2 separate regions of the Homo sapiens genome follow, and region 1 is linked to region 2. Evidence: chromatin loops called from intact Hi-C (ENCODE). Cell type or tissue: mammary epithelial cell. All regions are shown on one strand. Each heading gives the region's core, and the rest is flanking DNA. Links, peaks and the distances in the headings are about the cores only.

Region 1 (5,379 bases), core at 202-5,201, 240 kb after region 2:
TTGTTGTTTTAGTAAGCCATCTGCTGCTTCTGGTTTCTTCAGGCTTTCATCTGGAAGCTTGATTTTGCTCACTACACCATATTTCCTTGGAGGCTTCTGAACTAATTTTTGTTTGATCCTGAGCTCTGCTTTTCAGAGTTTTAGTTTATCTTTTTGGCCTTCGCAGCTCAGAATTTGACAGATACCATGGGAGGGAAAGCAGTTGTATGCTTAAGACCTCTCTTGTGCTCTCATTTTACTACCATATAGCCTTGTCAGACTGCGCAAGTTCTGCTTGTTTCTTTCTGCTAGCCATGGCTGTCTCCTCAGGGCCCAACATAATTCTCAGCCTCTTGCCTGTGCCTCCTGTTGTCTGAGAAAAAAGTGGCTTCAGATGATCAGCTCACTTCTCCACAGTTCTCCCCTCTCTGAATCCTTGGTCCCTCTTGTCCTCACTGCTTTGGCAGCTCTTGGGTGCCTTTAAAGAGATAATTTTTGTATTTATCTGTCTGTCTCTTCTACTTTCTGAGAGTTACAAGCTTTTTTTGTCCTACTTGGAGGTATTACGCAAGTCTAGACTGAGTTTTGAATTTACATAGCTACTTGCAGTGATTTAGTGTGATTTGAGATTTTTACTACAGTCTCACTGACAGTGGTGGTTTCTTTTGTTTTTGTTTTTTGTTTTGTTTTTTTTTTTTTTTTTGAGACGGAGTTTTGCTCTCGTTGCCCAGGCTGGAGTGCAATGGCGTGACCTTGGCTCACTGCAACCTCTGCTTTCCGGGTTTGATTTTCCTGCCTCAGCCTCCTGAGTAGCTGGGATTACAGGCGCCTGCCACAACGCCTGGCCAATTTTTTGTATTTTTCGTAGAGATAGGGCTTCACCATCTTGGCCAGGCTGATCTCAAACTCCTGATCTTAGGTGATCCACCTGTCTCGGCCTCCCAAAGTGCTGGGATTACAGGTGTGAGCCACCACACCCGGCCAGTGGTGTTTAAAATAAAAATGTACTTCTTTAATTAATGCTAAATAAGATTGCTTTAATTTGACTTTTTTGTTACCTGGGAGTATATTTTCCTGTTTTTTTTTTTTTTTCTTCTACTTGTATTTACTCTTCAGTGGACTGTTTGTTTCCTTTGAGCCTTTCACAGGCACATTCTCCTCCTAACCTGTGTGGCAAGTTTGCTACTCTAAAGTTTTCTTAGTTGCAAATCATACAGATGCTTAGGAAATTATGAAATAATTTACTGTAAGAAGTCAGGAGGGAGTCAAGGGTAGGAGTTTTTTGGGTCTCTGTGTTTTGTTTTCTTGTACATTTATGTTGTTTCCTGTACCAGCTGCTTTAGATGGTTGGTTAGCTTGTGCAGATCCTATAGTGGTCTTTCTTTTAGGACCAGAATCTGTAATCACCTCAGGCTCTGATGTCCAAAGTAAATGAGGTTGGTCCAGTTAGCAGCAGGTATCTATCCTCTCCCTTTATTGTGGCTACAGACGGAGAAATGGGATTCTTTACCCATTCTTTATGGGAGAAGGGCAGGGTTTCTACGAGGAAGGCATGTGAATGGAGAAGAAATGATTGATAATCTCTGATAAAACAGTGGGCATGCAAGGTGGAATTCAGGCAGTATTTCAGATTCAGAAATGTAGGTCACAATTTCTTATCTGCAGTTCGGAAGCCTGAAAAGCACTGAAAACACAGTTATTCTTAAGTTTATGGCATATTCATTGTTGACAAAACTGGAACTTATATGGGTGAGGCATTTATTACATTTTGAATATTCATATGTTTCATTGCAAATGTTATGTTTACTACATGGCCCTACCTCATGGAGCTTTCAGCCAGAACAGTTAGAGTTCCTGGATCTCTAGTTCAAGTCACCCCCAAAACCCTCCAAACATGTAAACGTCTTCATTCTTAGAAGTATTACTGAATGTATGTGTCACCACTCTTAAAATATTTCCAATAGGAGAAAACTGTAATAGAATACTTAAGATAGTGAGTAATGATTACTGAAAGAAAAAAAGAGCCCAGTTTGTAGGTAAAGCCAACAAGGGAGGGAGATGTATAGTGCCAGAGCACGTTAGACATAGTCCGATATTTGTGTAAAACGAGACTAGATTGGCATACAGGAAAAAATGCTTAGAAGCCTGTGTAGGAGGAATCTGGCTAAAACATAAAGGTAAAGATTAAGGAGACTTTTGATTCCATCTTAGCTAACATTTTAAATAAGAACATGTAAGTGTTTTCAGAAGTGGCTCCATATAATTGGACTTAGCTTTCATTAGCAGTTTTGCTTTGCAGCATATTTGGAACATAATTTGTTTAAAATTGAAATGGTTTTCTTTACTTTTATGGTGGTTGATTTATTTATTTATTTATTTATTTTTGGGGACAGGGTCTCTGTCTGTCTCCCAGGCTGGAGTGCAGTGGTGTGATCTCGGCTCACTGCAACCTCCACCTCCTTGGTTCAAGCAATTCAAGCTACCTGAGTAGCTGGAATTACAGGCATGCACCACCACACCTGGCTAATTTTTGTATTTTTGGTAGAGACGGGGTTTCACCATGTTGGCTAGGCTGGTCTGAACTCCTGGCATCATGTGATCTACTGGCCTGGGCCTCAAAGTGCTAAGATTACAGGCGTGAGCCACTCTGCTCAGGCTATGGTGGTTTTTATACAGCAACACTCAGTTTATTACAGTTTATCCCAGTGCTTATTGCATTTTTTTCTGTTAGGAACCTGTAGTCAATTCCTCCCTTATTTGCAAAGGGGTTTACTTAAAAGATTTGTAATTTTTGTAAATTTTGTTGAAAGTACACTATTTGTATACTTTGGTAATGATATTTATACATCTACTTGACAAATCTATCTTTTAAGAAATTATTTTCAGCTTTTAAGTAACTGTCACATAACATGTATGTCCAGTATCCATTGGCTTCAGCTCCCACTGATACTATTTTCTTTTTGACTCAGCAGCTTTAAAACCAAAATAGTAAGATCTGTCTTGAAGCCACAGTCTAGCAGGAGAAGCAAACTATATAAATTTAGACAGCTCTGATTAGCACAGTTCCCAAACTGTTATATTATGCATTAACCCATACAGGAAGAATTTAAAATTGCAGTATGGTGAGACAAGTTTTAGAAGTGAAGCATTTTTGAGAAAAGTATCAAAGATGAAGAAGTACTCTTGACCTTTTAGGCTTTCTGTTCCAGTCTAGTTTTAGTGTGGCATTGTATTTAACTTGCCTTAGAAACTCATAGGTTTATGCCCTCTTGTGGTCTGTCACCAATATAAATAGCACAAATGAAAATTTTAAGTACTGGAGATCTTACTGCATGTTACTGCTCTCCTTTATAAAATAATTTTTAAAAAGCAGCTTCTGAGGAACAACAGCTAAGAAATTATTATTCCTGTCTTCCATATAATGTGTGGAGCTTAAAAGTTACCAAATGTTATTTTAACCCTTGGTAACAAAATGTATGTGTATGTTAGGTGGACACTAATGAACAGAAAAATATTTTTGGATGGGCTGTCCATCATTGTCCTTCTAGGTGTCTAACCCTATTAATTTATAAGTGTCTTAAAAATATGATGAGGTGTGATAGTAATTGTAGGGCTAGCACATTACCCTTCTACCTTCACCTAAACATACACAGATATACTAGTAAATGATGCTTGGGAAATGTGTTTATACTTGTTTCATCTGAAAGGGTCAGGAGCTGTAGGAGGCATTGGAAGAAATAAGGATTATAATGTTAGTGAATTGGTGAACTTAAGCTTACAGAATTTGCTTTTACTGACATGATTGGCAAGGTCTTATTTGTGAGTGTGGGACTGAGGAACTAACTAGTGGAGGAGAAACAGCAATAGCAGTCAGTGTTTTAAGACTGCAGCTGTAACCAGTGTTTTTCTGCTGTTATCCAGTAAGCCGCATGATGGTTGGAAGCAGGCCAGTATAGGGACTGTGCACTTTAGGATTAGATAGAATCCCTGATAGAAAGACTTGGTTTTAAAACTGGTCTCATCTCTTACCAGTTCCTGGACAGTTGTGTAATATTAAGTAAGTTACTTCATCTCTGAATACAGGTTTCCTCTCCAAATAAAGATTTAAACCGCCTCCATTGAACTCTTTGCAGTTCGTTTTGTCACATGCAGTGTTGGCATATACTCCTGTTGTTATTGCTCATAGGTTAAAGACAGTTTTGTGTTGCAAAGAATGGATACCATATGACTTTGTAGCCACTGGGTTGTTGGTAAAGACTCCTAAATAGTGGTAAATCAGCTCATAGTTCTTTTTCTTTACTGTGGACTTACTGCTGTACTTCTATGTAGGTACATACTTTATTATAAATTCTTGAGTGTAAACGAGGTCATTATGTTAAAGAATTTACTAGTTCAGGTATTTTAAAGTTGAAGCCTAGTAACTATTTTTAAGAAAAATGAAAATAATACAATAAGTTTTTTTTCTTTAGGGGCACTATTTGCATGTTTTGGCAGGTTTAAAAAATAAACAAAAACTAGTTTTGTTCTTCCATTGTGGTCTTACTTTTGTGGAGGACAACAAAGTAATGAAATGTTTTTGTTTCTTTTGCTGTGTTTTTCAAGTGTTGCTTGTAGAACAAGGCTCGCTGCCTTATGGTTACTTTTAAAATTTAATACTTAAAGTAATTAATCTGAGTCCCCTTTCAGGAGAAATAAGATTATTTAGAATAATTTAACTTAAGGGAAAAATATTTGTTTTTATAACACCTTCTAAAATTTCTAAGTTGTAGAAATTTACTAATTTTTTCTTTTTTTTTTTTTTTTTTTTTTTTGAGATGGAGTCTCCTTCTGTTGTCCAGGCTGGAGTGCAGTGGCGCGATCTCGGCTCACTGCAAGCTCTGCCTCCCAGGTTCATGCCATTCTCCTACCTCAGCCTCCCGAGTAGCCAGGACTACAGGCACCTGCCACCATGCCCGGCCATTTTTTTGTATTTTTAGTAGAGATGGGGTTTCACTGTGTTAGCCAGGATGGTCTCGATCTCCTGACCTCGTGATCCACCCACCTCAGCCTCCCAAAGTGCTGGGATTACAGGCGTGAGCCACCGCGTCTGACCAAAATTTACTAATTTTTTCTTTTGAATAACTTGCTGTGAAATAGAAGACAACTAAAAAAAAAACCCTCTAAATATAATAGAACTGCTTGGGCTTAAATCTTTTCTGCAAGTAGGTGGACCATAAATCATATAAACAAAGATAACCTAGACATGCCATCAGAAGGCTAGTCTATATATTTTTATATCTACCTCTTTCATCTTTCCCCTTATTTCTGATTTCCCAAATGTCACTTCTTTAGTTTACATTTGGATAGTGCTTATTTGAAGTCTCTGATATTCTACACACTATATGTAACTAATAAAGACTT
Region 2 (5,379 bases), core at 229-5,228:
TTGACGTCTACAGCCCGATTGTAATACACTTAAATGTGTATTCTCCACTCCAAGGTGAACATGGGATGTGTGTAACATGCATGTTTGCTTATCACACATGTGTATGGCCTCCTTCCAAGAATATTCATAGCTCTTCCTATATCCCGTTGAATATGTATACCTGGCCAACCCATTCAGCTTGAATTCCTGTCTTATCCCCTCCCACCCTTCCTCAAAGTGCCTGCCTATTGGCTTCTACTGGAGACTACACTTCTTAGCCAGTCAGGGTGGCTGCCTTGCAGGTTGTAACTCTATATGAGAAATAAAGCCCTCCTTTTCTAAATGATTTTTAATTATTTTAAATGAGTGATTTTTAAGCTAGCAGACACCAGCCCGGAATCTCTAAAGGTTGCTGAGAGAGGTGGTAAGAGCCACCTGTGCGTTTCTCCTGATCAGGAGCCTCTAAAGCCTGATTCTTCAGGGTTCGCCTCCTCGCCTCCCTCCTCAGCTCCTCCAGCCCTCCCTCTGTTCAGTGTGCCTGGCCCAAATGAACTGGGAGCTCCAGACCTTCTCGGGGACTTCCCCAAAGTCTCTATAACACAAGGTGTTGGTGCCACAGACTTTGACTGTTGGGTCTACAGTGGCCAGTGAGGGTTCAATGTAGCGGCGTGGCTCACCAGGTGCCTGGAAGGGAATATTGAGACCTCCTGGTTCTTGAGAGTTACTTGGGCCCAGCCAGGCTCTCAGCATCTTACAGGGTCTCCTGCTACTCTCTTATCTGTGGACCAGCCTCTTCCTGGACTCCTTTTCCCATATCAGGGACAATAAAACACTCACCCACTCCAGGCCACAGCTTTTGGGGTCCAGAGCTCTGAACTAACACCTTATGTTTAGTGAGGTCAAATTTTTAGGCTTAGTGCCCATCTTTCTTCTACTTAGTTTTATTTTAAATTATTTTTTAGAAACAGGGTCTCACTGTGTCACCCCGGCTGGAGTGCAGTGGTATAATCATAGCTCACTGCAGCCTGGAATTCCTGGAATCAAGTGATCATCCCACCTCAGCCTCCTGAGTAGCTGGGACTACAGGTGCATGCCACCACACCTGGCTAATTTTTAAATTATTTTTAGAGACAGAGTCTCCCTGTATTGCCCAGGCTAGTCTTGAACTCCTGGCCTCCTGCCTTGGCCTCCCGAAGTGCTGGGACTACAGGCATGAGCCACCACACCCAGCCCCACTCTTCTAAGTGGAGGGAAGGTTTAGTCTGCCCCCGTAACGAATTATGCAACACTCTTTCCCCCTTAGAACATACAAGCACTCTGGTCAAAGTTTCTGAGATTTTATTTTAGGAGCATTTTTCATTTTGGCTAAACATAGACATATATACCCACAAGACTGCCGGTTAAAACAAATAAAATATCATCTTGAGGAAACAAGCACATCTTGAGTAAGTTTCTTTCAAGATGTTTTGGTGCATTCTATGCTATCACTTTGCAGAACAATTTGTTGTCCATGCGGTAACTTTAGGGGCTGTCTGAGATGGTCTGTTCCTAAAAGACTGTGGATGGGAGAGGTGACAGTAAATCCTGGAGAGTGGAGTGAATCCCAGCCATTCTGTGGACAGGTGGGCTGAGGGAGAAGTTCAGAGGGCACTCTAGAGTGATTTGCAACGTCTCAAACAGAAATATAACATCTTCTTTCATCCTCTGCAGAGTCTGGAGCTAAATTCACACCTTTTTTTCCCCTTCCCTCACTTAAAATCAAATTCTCGCCCTTAATACTTCCTTTCAGAACTGCACCGAAAATGACGATGTCTTCTCATGCATATGAATTATCCAAAGTGTAGGAAGATGCGCCCCCACTGGAGTACGCTGAAGCCTTTAACCCAAGTACATTTAATGCTGCGAAGCCCCGAGTGAGGCAAAGGTGTCTTTTTATTTTAGAAGACATTTAGGACAGTTCATGTCACTCTGCACAGATGCACTGAAATTGATTGTGGGGCAAACTATAAAGAGAGCTTATGCTCCCCAAATCTGTTTCCGAGCCAGGTAGGATGATGAATTCTGAGGTGGGACTGAGGGGGAACGGTGGCAGCTCTCTCCCCTGCACGCACCGGCCAACTACTTCCCCGTTTGGACATTGGCGTGACACCCTCCTTCCCTGTTCATCTGTGAAAATGTGCAGCGTTTTCATTTAAAACCTCCTGCTCCAACATGGGGCCTTCTGCAGACCGCAGGGACCCCCAACAATTACTTGTTGGAAGAACAAATGAAGCATAAAGCATGATACTTTATTTTAAACATACAGGTGGCACAAATTTATTTCCAAAGATTTAAGCACCTGATGACTTCTCCTTAGAGAAAAAGCAATAAAAGGAGCCTCTTCTGTCACAAATTTCCACTTAGCATGGTTTGTGCAGAGGCAGAATTTCAGGCTTTTACCACTGAGCTCTGGACATGAAGCAAAGCTAACACTAGAGGGTGCTATAGATTAGGAAATCCAGGGACCATGGGCGCCGGAGCGCGTTCAAGACGCTGCCCTCCCGATTGTAACCTAACAAACTGAGCGTGTCACTTTGCCAGAATTTACCCCTTCACCATTTCTGCTATGATGAAATTATCCAGATATGTTTAATTTGAAATTTTAACTTAGTCTGTGATTATGTGGAATTTCAACACTGGCTGTGGCCCAGTGCAGTGGCTCACTCACACCTGTAATCCCAGTGCTTTGGGAGGCCAAGTCTGGTGGATAATTTGTGGTCAGGAGTTCGAAACCAGCCTGGCCAACATGGTGAAACCCTGTCTCTCCTAAAAATACAGAAATTAGCCTGGTGCCTGTAATCCCAGCTACTCGGGAGGCTGAGGCAGGAGAATTGCTTGAACCCTCAGGAGGCAGAGGTTGCAGTGAGCCGAGATCACGCCACTGCACTCCAGTCCTGTCTAAAAAAAAAAAAAAAAAAAAAAAGGACTGAGCCCAGGTCTGTAGGATAGACACTTTGTGTTTGTATCTTAAGTACTTTGCGATCTCACCCTTACAAACCTGATACTAAATTCCACTTACCTACTTCAGTCCTTCTCTGAGGGAAGGTGGAGTTTGGAGGCAATTTTAGGAAGCAGGATGAGGAAACAGGGAAGGTGACACAGTGAAGGACAAGCCAACACAAGGGTGGATTACCAAGGCTGGTCCCCTCTACAGGCACCCAGGGCTCGGTCCCACGCGGACTGCTGAGTAGACAGAAGACCTTTCAGAATCTTCTGCCTCTCCCCCATTTGCTGAGAGTTCCCTGGGAACGGTAACCCCCGTACCTTCGGGCTGAACATATGTTTGCATGCTGAATGGGCTCTTTCTGCCATCCCATGCCACAGCATTCAGGAAGCCCTGGGGCCAAAGCAAACAGCATGCTTGAGGCAAGGTGCTGTGAGGCCCAAATGAGCTGAAGCTTGCACAAAACTGCTCACCACTGCCATAGCTGAATCAGCGGAGGCCAGGAGGATGCGAGGCGGTGCCCGTGATTGTCTGATCATCTCCCTCTTGGACCGCTGAGACTCAGGCATGCCCTGCATCAAATCCAACCTGTCACCAGGTCTTCAAGGGGGAGGCCTGCGGAAATCCTACTGTGAATGAAACTACAGTTGCTATTCATCGTCTCCCTCCTGCACCTACCACTCCAGATGTCCCTCACTCTTGGCCAGCACTTTGGCTTGTTTAAGTTGTGTGCCAGGTGAGGTGACCACACCTTCCCCCCTGCAGTTTCTGAGTCTTTCCTGAGCTTTGTCTTGGTTGGCCCTTGGCTGCTGTGACTGCCTATTTTATCTAATTGCAGGTTCAAGATTCACCAAGAAGGCAGGGCGCAGTGGCTCACATCTGTAATCCCAGCACTTTGGGAGGCTGAAGCAGGCAGATCACTTCAGCCCAGGAGTTTGAGACCAGCCTGGGCAACAGAGCAAGACCCCATCTCTAAAGAAAAATAATTATTCAGGTGTGGTGGCACATGCCTGTAGTCCCAGCTACTCAGGAGGCGGAGGTGGGAGGATCGCTTGAGCCCAGGAGGTTGAGGCTGCAGTGAGCCGTGATTGCACCATTGCACTCTAGCTGGGCAACAGAGCAAAACCCTGTCTCCAAAAATAATAAGTAAATAAATAAATAAGATACTAAGAGACAGCCCAGTGACTCTCCTGAGTCCCAAACATACTCATCCATCCCTCATGGAGAAACAACTCTATCTCCTTGCAATAATCAGAACTAGTTTCTCCTGCCAGTTTAATCAGTACTTTTTTTATTGCAGTAAAATACACACAACATAAAATGTGCCACTTTAACCATTTTATTATTATTATTATTATTATTATTATTATTAAGACGGAGTTTCACTCTTGTTGCCCATGCTGGAGTGCAGGGGCGCGATCTTGGCTCACTGCAACTTCCACTTTCTGGGTTCAAGCGATTCTCTTGCCTCAGCCTCCGGAGTAGCTGAGATTACAGGCACACGCAGCCATGCCCAGCTAATTTTTGTATTTTTAGTAGAGACGGGGTTTCACCATATTGGTCAGGCTGGTCTCAAACTCCTGACCTCAGGTGATCCACCCACCCCTTGGCCTCCCAAAGTGCTGGGATTACAGGCGTGAACCACCATGCCCAGCCCATTTTAACCATTTTTAAATGTTCATTCAGTGGCCTGAGTTATATGAACATTGCTGGACAACCATTGCTACTATGTATTTCCAAAACTTTTTAATTGCCTTAAACAGAAGCCTTGTAACCATTAAGCAACACCTCCCCATCCCCTCTCCCCTCAGCCCCTAGTAATCACTAGCCTACTTTCTCTGCTACTTTGTCTCTTGTAGATGTTTCAAACAAGTAGAATGATATGATACTTGTCCTTTTGAAACTGACTTATTTTACATAGTATAGTGTTTTCAAGGTCCATCCATGTGGTGCATGTATTAAAGCTTCATGCACTTTTATGGCTGAATAATGTTCCATTGTATGTACAAGGCGTGCCACATTTTGTTATTCATTCACCTGTTAATGGCAACTTGGCTTGTTTCCACTTTTGGGCCCTTGTGGATAATGCTGCAGTGAACATCAGCATGGATGTCTCTGAGTCCTGCTTTCAGTTCTTCAGGGTATATGCCTAGCAGTGGAGTAGCTGATTCTATGTTAATTCTATGTTTAATTTTTTGAGAAACTGCCATATTGTTCTCCAGGCTGGCTGCACCATTCCACATTCCCACTAACCGTGCACAAAGATTCCAATTTCTTACCAACACACTCTCATCAATACATGTTATTTTTAGTTTATCGTGTTTTCATTTTTCTTTTATTAATATATAGCAGGCATTCTAATGGGTGTGGGGTGGTATCTCATTTTGGTTTTGATCTGCATTTTCCTAGTGTTTAGC

What was found. A loop is a pair of places that touch in the nucleus more often than their neighbours do. Peaks named below come from ENCODE experiments on the same cell type or tissue, not always from the same donor. Only the 100,000 strongest peaks of a DNase experiment are listed, where the experiment ranks them.
Region 1: it touches region 2 in a loop (4-fold over the local background); 3 of 110 quality-filtered maps call a loop at or near these places.

The regions. Positions count from the first base shown.
Region 1 is chr19:29,963,800-29,969,178 of GRCh38, forward strand. The region is part of intron 1 of URI1 (URI1 prefoldin like chaperone); the gene reads left to right. Among named protein-coding and RNA genes, the nearest start is that of URI1, 24 kb to the left of the region's middle. RefSeq lists an enhancer at 2,980-3,249. In mammary epithelial cell, for the core only: a CTCF peak has its summit at 3,245 (motif pointing left); no DNase peak of the experiment used is centred there.
Region 2 is chr19:29,728,187-29,733,565 of GRCh38, forward strand. All of the region lies in intron 2 of LOC107985345 (a long non-coding RNA gene), which reads left to right. Among named protein-coding and RNA genes, the nearest start is that of C19orf12, 16 kb to the left of the region's middle. RefSeq lists a silencer at 351-545 and enhancers at 2,506-2,555, 2,676-2,725. In mammary epithelial cell, for the core only: a CTCF peak has its summit at 2,455 (motif pointing right); no DNase peak of the experiment used is centred there.